Regions from separate parts of the Homo sapiens genome. Here regions 2 and 3 are each linked to region 1. The links are chromatin loops, found by intact Hi-C in ENCODE. Cell type or tissue: heart right ventricle. All regions are shown on one strand.

The links. Hi-C counts contacts between places; a loop is a spot of excess contacts. Peaks named below come from ENCODE experiments on the same cell type or tissue, not always from the same donor. Only the 100,000 strongest peaks of a DNase experiment are listed, where the experiment ranks them.
Region 2: a loop joins it to region 1, with 2.0 times the contacts of the local background. A loop is called at or near these places in 12 of 110 quality-filtered maps.
Region 3: it touches region 1 in a loop (2.3-fold over the local background); 5 of 110 quality-filtered maps call a loop at or near these places.

Annotation. Positions count from the first base shown.
Region 1 is chr15:71,125,130-71,127,629 of GRCh38, forward strand. All of the region lies in intron 1 of THSD4 (thrombospondin type 1 domain containing 4), which reads left to right. Among named protein-coding and RNA genes, the nearest start is that of CT62, 11 kb to the left of the region's middle. In heart right ventricle, a CTCF peak has its summit at 1,128; no DNase peak of the experiment used is centred here; H3K27ac peaks cover 2,500 bases.
Region 2 is chr15:71,236,516-71,239,015 of GRCh38, forward strand. The region is part of intron 4 of THSD4 (thrombospondin type 1 domain containing 4); the gene reads left to right. Among named protein-coding and RNA genes, the nearest start is that of THSD4-AS1, 49 kb to the left of the region's middle. In heart right ventricle, no CTCF peak of the experiment used is centred here; a DNase peak (open chromatin) is centred at 1,366; H3K27ac peaks cover 1,973 bases.
Region 3 is chr15:71,184,056-71,186,555 of GRCh38, forward strand. The region is part of intron 3 of THSD4 (thrombospondin type 1 domain containing 4); the gene reads left to right. It overlaps THSD4-AS1 (THSD4 antisense RNA 1), which reads right to left. Exons shown (of 3, transcript NR_120351.1): 2 at 1,370-1,451. Among named protein-coding and RNA genes, the nearest start is that of THSD4-AS1, 3.8 kb to the right of the region's middle. In heart right ventricle, no CTCF peak of the experiment used is centred here; no DNase peak of the experiment used is centred here; H3K27ac peaks cover 2,408 bases.

The DNA of each region.
Region 1 (2,500 bases):
AAGGCAAGGAAAGGGAAAGGAAAAGAAAAGAGAAAAGAGAAGAAAAGAAAAAATTTTATACCCTACACTGGTTTATTATTGTGTACTCTCCTGGAGTCCAGCAGCTCTGCCTGACTCCCAACAGCCTGCTGGCTGGAGTTTGGAACTTGATTCTAGCTGGAATTTTTTTATTGTAAAAGGCAGGCGAGAGCATAGACGGAGCACCAAGGCTTGTGTCTGGCACACAGTGAATGTGGAATAAACTTTTGCTCCCTCTTTTCCCTTTTCTTTCCTCCTCACTCAAAAGTTCTGTATATTTGGTCAGATCCAAAACATGCTGAGCCTCTTTGAAATTGTTACTTTGGTTCTTTCCACATGCAATAAAGTCACTAACCTTTTTAAATGGAAACAAAAACAAAGACTGTTAGAAAGCAGAGTTTCCCCTCCCGGGTCACCAGCTTTCCCTTACTGGAGAATAAGCAGGGCTGTGCTGAGACCGCGGCTGGCCAGCCAGGGCCAGAGGGAGGCCCCAGGTCCGAAGAAGGCGCCTCCAGCTGGGTGCAGACCCAGCTCTCCAGTCAGGAGGGGGGCGCCAGGCCTGCTGGCTGCTCCTGGGTGTATCTTGGTTTCAGAGATTCCAACAGTAGGAAAGCCAGAACCTCTCCAGATGGAAGACCACCAGCCCCGAAGGTGACTGTGGTGCTGTGGTTCTTGGCTCGGGAACATGTTTTTGCTGTGTATGTTGGATGGGAGACCCGTCTTAAGTAGACGTGTGTTTGTGTTGTTTAGGGGGTGGTGGCGCACAGCCACATGTGCTTTCTGGCCTGGGGTCTGGCAGGATGTGAAGGGAGGCAGCCGCTCGCTGTCCTTTGGCTGGTGAGATCTTTCATTATTCTGTTGGGCAGGGGGCTGGCATTCTTCCTGTGTGTTTGGTTTAGAAGCGAGTGGTCTTGCAGCCAAGGGCATGGGCGTTGAGCCCCAGCTTTGTCACTAACTTGTTTGACGTCCAGCAATCCATTTCCATCTCCGGGACACTAATTCTTCATTCCTACTGGCGTGGTCAGAGGAGGCCTAGTGGACAGTCAGGGCTCTTACCACCACCCAGCAGTAACGAAGCCATGCATCCCTCTGAGCCTCCCTGCTGTGGTACCAGCACAGGCCACAGGAGGCTCTCCTGCCCCTCCAAGCCAGGGACATGTCATTGGGGACCTGGTGGGGAGCTGGAACTCCCACCTCTACCCAGAAGCAATGACGACTCCCCTTTCCCCCTCGGGTGTTACTAGAGGCCAAGTGGGGAACCTGGCCTTCTGTTCCCACGTGGCCATCATGTTGGGGGCCCCCTTCCTTGCTGGAGCAGTGTCAGAAGAAGCCAGGGAATAGGGAAAGTTTAAATAAGATCTAGCACCTCATACCATAATACCTAAAATGTCCAGGTTTCAATGGAAAATCACTCATCACACTGAGAACCAGGAAGATCTCACACTGAATGAAAAAGACAATCAGTTGATGCCAGCACTGAGTTGACAGAGATGTGGGAATATCTCACAAAGACTTTGAAGCGGCCATCATAAAAATGCCTCAAGGAGCAATTATGACCATGCCTGAGGCAAATAAAGAAAATATAAATGAGAAGTCTCAGCAAAGAAATAGAAGAATCAAATGGAAATTTTATTTTCAAAAAATTGTAAAACATTTTATTGTAGATTGACAATTTATAACTGCATTATATTATGGGGCACAAAGTGATGCTATGATTTATGAATACAATGTGGAATAATGAAATCAACCTAACATATTCCTCACCTCAAATACTTATCATTTTTTGTAGTGAGAATATCTGAAATTTACTCTTAGGAAGTTTGAAATGTACAAAATACTGCTATTAACTATTTTCACTGCACTATGCAATAGATCTCAAAAAAGGCTTATTCCTCCTGTCTGAGTCTCTCTACCCTTTAACCATAACCTCACCATTGCCCCCACCCTCCAGCCTCTGTAGCTACCATTCTACTCTTTGCTTCTGTGAGTTTGATGTTTTAGATTCCACATATAAGTAAAAACATGTGGTATTTGTCTTTCTGTGCCTGGCTTATTTCATTTAGCTTAATGTCCTGCAGGTTCATCCATGTTGTAGCATGTAGGATTTTCTTCCTTTTTAAGGTTGAATAATGTCCCATCATATGCATAGGTATACCATGTTCATCTGTTGATGGACACATAGATTGATTCCATGACTTGGCTATTGTGAATAGTGCTGCATTGAACATGGGAGTGCAGATCTCTCTTGACAAACTGATTTCAAATCTTTTGGGTAAATACCCAGAAGTGGGATTCCTAGATCATATGGTAATTCTATTTTTAGTTCTTTGAGGAAGCTCTATACAATTTTCCATAATGGCTGTACTAATTTACATTCCCACCAATAGTATGCAAGATTTTCTTTTTCTCCACATACTCACCAACACTTGATTTATTTTATCTTTTTGATAATAGCCATTCTGACAGGTGTGAGATGATATCT
Region 2 (2,500 bases), 110 kb after region 1:
TCAGGGCCATAATAGTTTAACAGTCTTTTAATAAGATATAATAATTCATATAACAGAAATTAAACAGGCACAATAATGATGAGGGGAGATTTTTCTCCCTTTGGCAATAGTGGTTTGAGCCATTCGTTTGTTATTTCAGCTTTTCTAGGGTCAATTAACTGAGCACCTATTATGTGCTAGTCATTGTAGTAGGCTATAGGGATATAAGAAATAAGGCATAGTCCCTGCCCTGAAGGAGCCTGCAGCCTGGTCAACTAAGGCAGGTGTGCAAACAATAAGCATAATAGAAGATTGTGCTGTGACAGCTACATGAGGCCCAGTGGAAGGACAAAAGAGAAGGGCATCAGTTCTTTGAAGGAGAGGGTTGGAGGGCGGTTTGGACCAGGAAAAACTTCATTGACACCAAAATGCTTCCGTTGAATCCTGAAGGGTGACTAGGTCATTATTTTGGGAAACGATGCTGGAGAAAGCAGCTGAGGAGGAGGAAACAGCATAGGTCAAAACATGGAGAATAAAGTCCCTTGGCCTACTGAGGAGGTACAAGTGGTGTGGGTGGTCCATGCAGGGCCAGGGCTGACAAGAGATGCAGCAGGAGCCAGGCTGTGTAGGTTGAGTGGGTAAGCCAAGGAGTTTGGGTGGAATGCAGAGAGAAGGGGTGGGTGGAAGAGCCAGCCGTCTTCAGGGGATGGTGGTACTTGGGAGTAAGACAGAACAGTGGTTCTCACTGTGGCCCACAGACCAAGAGCATCATCATCATCTGAGAACTTGTTAAAAATGCAGATTCTCAGGCCGTGCCCTAGACCAATGGAATCGGAGTTTTTGCAGGTGGGGCTTCACAGTCTTTTGTAACAAGTCTTCTAGGTGAGTCTGATGCTTGTTCAAGTTTAAGGACTACTGAGATAGAGAATATGGGAAGAGCTAGAGGGGCATCAGTTTTGTGGAGGAAAGATGGTCAATCCGGACTTGAGTGTGTTGACTTCGAAGTGACACGTGGAGCTATCAAAGTGCAGTCCCAGGACCCACCACATCAGCTTCATCTGGGAGCTTGTTACAAATGAAGCAGAGGCCTGTGCTAGACCCGCTGAAGCAGAAGCTGGATTTTAGTGAGACCCCCGGGTGACTTATGTGCACTTTTCAGGCTCTAGTCTGGAGGTTAGCTAGGCACATGGGGTTGATGCTCGGGAGAGGGATCTTGGCAGGAAACAGAAAGGCGGGAGTTGTCAGTTCCAGGTGATGATTGCAGATGACACATTTCCAGGGTGAGTGTGTAGGGAGGGAGACTGGATGGAGTGACTTTGCTTGAGTCATGCTGACTGCTTAGCATTATCTTTGTAGAGCTGTGGAAGATCACACATAACCAGCCCTGGATGGCAGCCAGCCTGTTGTAAGGAAAACATGCTGTTTGCAGCCATTATCTCAACAACTATTATAGCAACAGCAATTTTCCCAGACGCCCGTTGGATGAACTGGGCCTGGAACCTGGACTTAGAACCCTTACTGTGCACTGTCATGTTCTTCTCATAGAGCCCTACTTTATGGTGGTGTGGGGGCGGGGTGGGGGTGTTCCATGTACTTACGTTGTCAGGGCTGGAAATGTGAACAAGTGGAAAAAAAAATCACACATGATGCTCAATAGGCACTCATAGAAGTTGCTCAATAAAGGTTTGTTAAATATTGTTGAAACAAATCATTAAAAATTGCTTTCAGATTTAAAAAATGCATTTCTATCAGTAAGTTCAATTTGACTTTACAACATCCTTGTAAGTAAACATGCTTTCTTAAAAAAAACTTTATTGAGATATAACTTACATACCGTAAAAATCACCATTTAAAAATACTATGTAACTCAATAGTTTTTGGTATATTTACAAGGTTGTGTGACTATCACGACTATCTAATTGCAGAACAGTTCCATCATCCTAAAAAGACACTCCATCCCTTTAGCAGTCACTCTCTTTTCCCCTCTCTCCCCAATCCCTGGAAACCACTCTCTGTCTCTATGGATTTGCCTATTCTAGACATTCTATAGAAATGGAATCATATGTGTCTGGCTTCTTTCACTTCTTTCACTTAGAATATTTTGTAGGTTTATCTATGTTACAGTATATATCAGCACTTATGGCTGAATAATAATCCACTCTGTGGGTATACCAATGTTTTATTTCTCTCTACATCAGTTGATAGGCATTTGGGTTGTTTCTGCATTTTTGGCTATTATGAATAATGTAGCTATGAACATTCATGTATAAGTTTATATACAAATGTATGTTTTCATTTCTCTTGGGCATATACCTAGGACTGCAATTGCTAGGTCTTGTGGTAACACTACATTTAGTCTTTTGAGGAGCTCCGAGATAGTTTTCCAAAGTGACTACACCATTTTACCTACCCACTAGGAATGTATGAGGTTACCAATTTATCTTTCCCAACACACTATTATCTGTCTTTTTTGAGTATAGCCATCCTAGTGAACATGAAATGGTCATGCTCTCATTTTACA
Region 3 (2,500 bases), 59 kb after region 1:
TCTTTTCCCTGGGCTTGTTTTTGAAGAGTCATGTTAGATCTGCCTCTTAAACCACATGTTTGGAGGCACAGGGTCATTCCTGCTGTTACACTGAGGTTTCTGTAGTAGGAGGGGCTCCTCTTTAAAGTATTCTCCCTCTTCTCAATCTCAGGATTCTCTGGAAAGAGGAAGAAAGCACATAGCCTTCTTCAGACTTCTGATTGTGGCTACCCTTGAAGACAAGCCTCCCAGCCTTTGTAGCTTAAGGAATTTACTGCTTATCACTACGGAAAAGAAGCAGGTGTCCCAAAATCTCACACTTGGGAAATCTTGCTGTGTGAGATGGGACAGCATGGTCCTTGGTCCAGGTTCTCCATGCCCCGTGCCCTTGTTAAGAGTTACACAGATGGTTAACTTTGATGGAATGCTCACCATGTCCCAGACCCTGGGCTAAGCACTTTATAAGGATTGGCCTGTTAACTTTTCACGTTTACCATCTAAAGCAGATATTTTTGTCTCAATTTCATAGATGAGGAGACCTCAGCCTAGAGACATTAAATCCACTGCTACCCAGAGGTAGAAGCATGGATTTAAACCCAGGCATCTGGCTGCAAAGCTGAACCCCAGTGATGCATATCCTCCCATCTGCTCACATGGCACCATCTCCCTTGGTCTCTAGAAAGTGGCAGCTTCCTCCTTGGACTGTCCCCTGTTCTGCTCTAGTTAGATTTAAGCTCCTACATTCCATCCTGGTCATATACAACTGTCTATCATTAGGTTACCCTCACGCTGTCCTGAAATGTGATGGAAGTAGTTTCGTTTTGTTGTTTTGTTTTGTTTTCATGTTAATAATGTCACTGAGACCCACCCGCTCCCCAAACCCTTTGGTTTTTTTTGGCTCTCCCTATGCTGAACACTAAACCCATTTCTTCCCTGCCTTTAGGCTGACCTTGAGCTTCTGCTAACTGATAAGTCTCCTTTTGAGGCGTAAACCGACCTTTTAAATTGCATCAAAACCTTTGAGCTAAGCCCATTGGCCACAGAGTTTACCTTGCTGGCACCAGGTTTCCTAATACCTACATTTCCTAAGACCAACTTCTTTAAAACTGTTAATTCTCTAAGCAAAGAGTGGTCACTTTTAGTACACATTCAGCTCCATCCCAGATACAGGATTCCTTATAAGCCAAATATAAAGATCTTAGGGTGGAAAAAGAGTTATACCTAATTTAAAGGGCCTTTACTGGAATTTTATTGTATTGAATATTGTTCAAAATATGTTGGCCATTGGAAAGTGTGGTGTCTTTTTCCTCCTGTGACATTGGTAGTTTGTGTGAACAGGTTATGATTTGGACCATAAATCCATGCATTACCTGATTTCTCTTTGGCCTACCTTGTTTTCGTTATGCTGAGGCCACATGGATCTGCTTTGATTTTCCAATTTCTATTACAACCGTGGCTTTGAGAGCATTGTCCTTAGAGTGAAAAAAATAACAACAATATCTGTAGAAAGCACTCAGAGAAAATGAAGGCCATAAAATGTCAAAGTACAAATGAATTATGTAGAATCTTTGTTTGAGAATATTTCTGAGTAGCATCGAGAACATTCTGTTCTCTTCCTTTATTTTCTTCCTGTGCCTTTCACAGGGAAGACGTGTCACAGAGATACAGACCCGCAGGAGGAGGGCTTATTGTTTAGTATGGATTTATTCGTTGATTCAGATAATGCAGGAGGTTTATTGAACACCTACTGTGTGCCAGGCACTGGAGATATGCTGGTGATGTACCCACCCCTCCCTGGAAGAGCCCGGAGCCTAATGGGGAAGACAGGAATAAACAAGTGCAGTGCAGTCAGGAGGTGCACTGCAATGGTTAAAGTCTGGCCAGAGTTTGTGATCACAGAGGAGAGTGACAATGATGACAGTGACAACCAACGTTTGTTAAACACTTTCTGTATGTTGGGCACTGTGCTTTCTACACATTATCTATTTTTTAATCCTGGCAACAACTTTGTGTCGTAGAAGCTACTATTGTCCCCTTTATACAGAGGAAGAAATTGAGACTCAAAGACAACATTTCTAAGCTGAATCTTAAAAGCAAAGTAAGAATTATCCAGGGACAATTTTGTAATTAATAAGTAAGATGCAATGGGGGGAAAAGAGGCATTATCCACAGGGAAGAAGGAAGGGGCCATGATTCTGGGATGAGGAATAGCAAATACAAAGACATGGAGGAAATGGATGAGATGACCTTTGTGTGCCAGGGTGGCAGTGGGAGCCAGGGCAGCTGAACCTCATTTACACAACCTGGTCCTGCCCATGGTTTTGGGATTTCAACTGTGTGACCTGTTGTCATGGAAGAGCAACCTGTGTTTCCCAATACCCGACTTCAGCTCTCCTTGCCCCTCAAGTGGCAGAGCCACTTAATTAGATAATGTTCCCATGTGATTGGGGTGACGAATTCAACCTTGAAGTGGTTGTTCCAGTGACTCTGAGATTAAGCTCAACAGCTGGGCGTCTCTGGG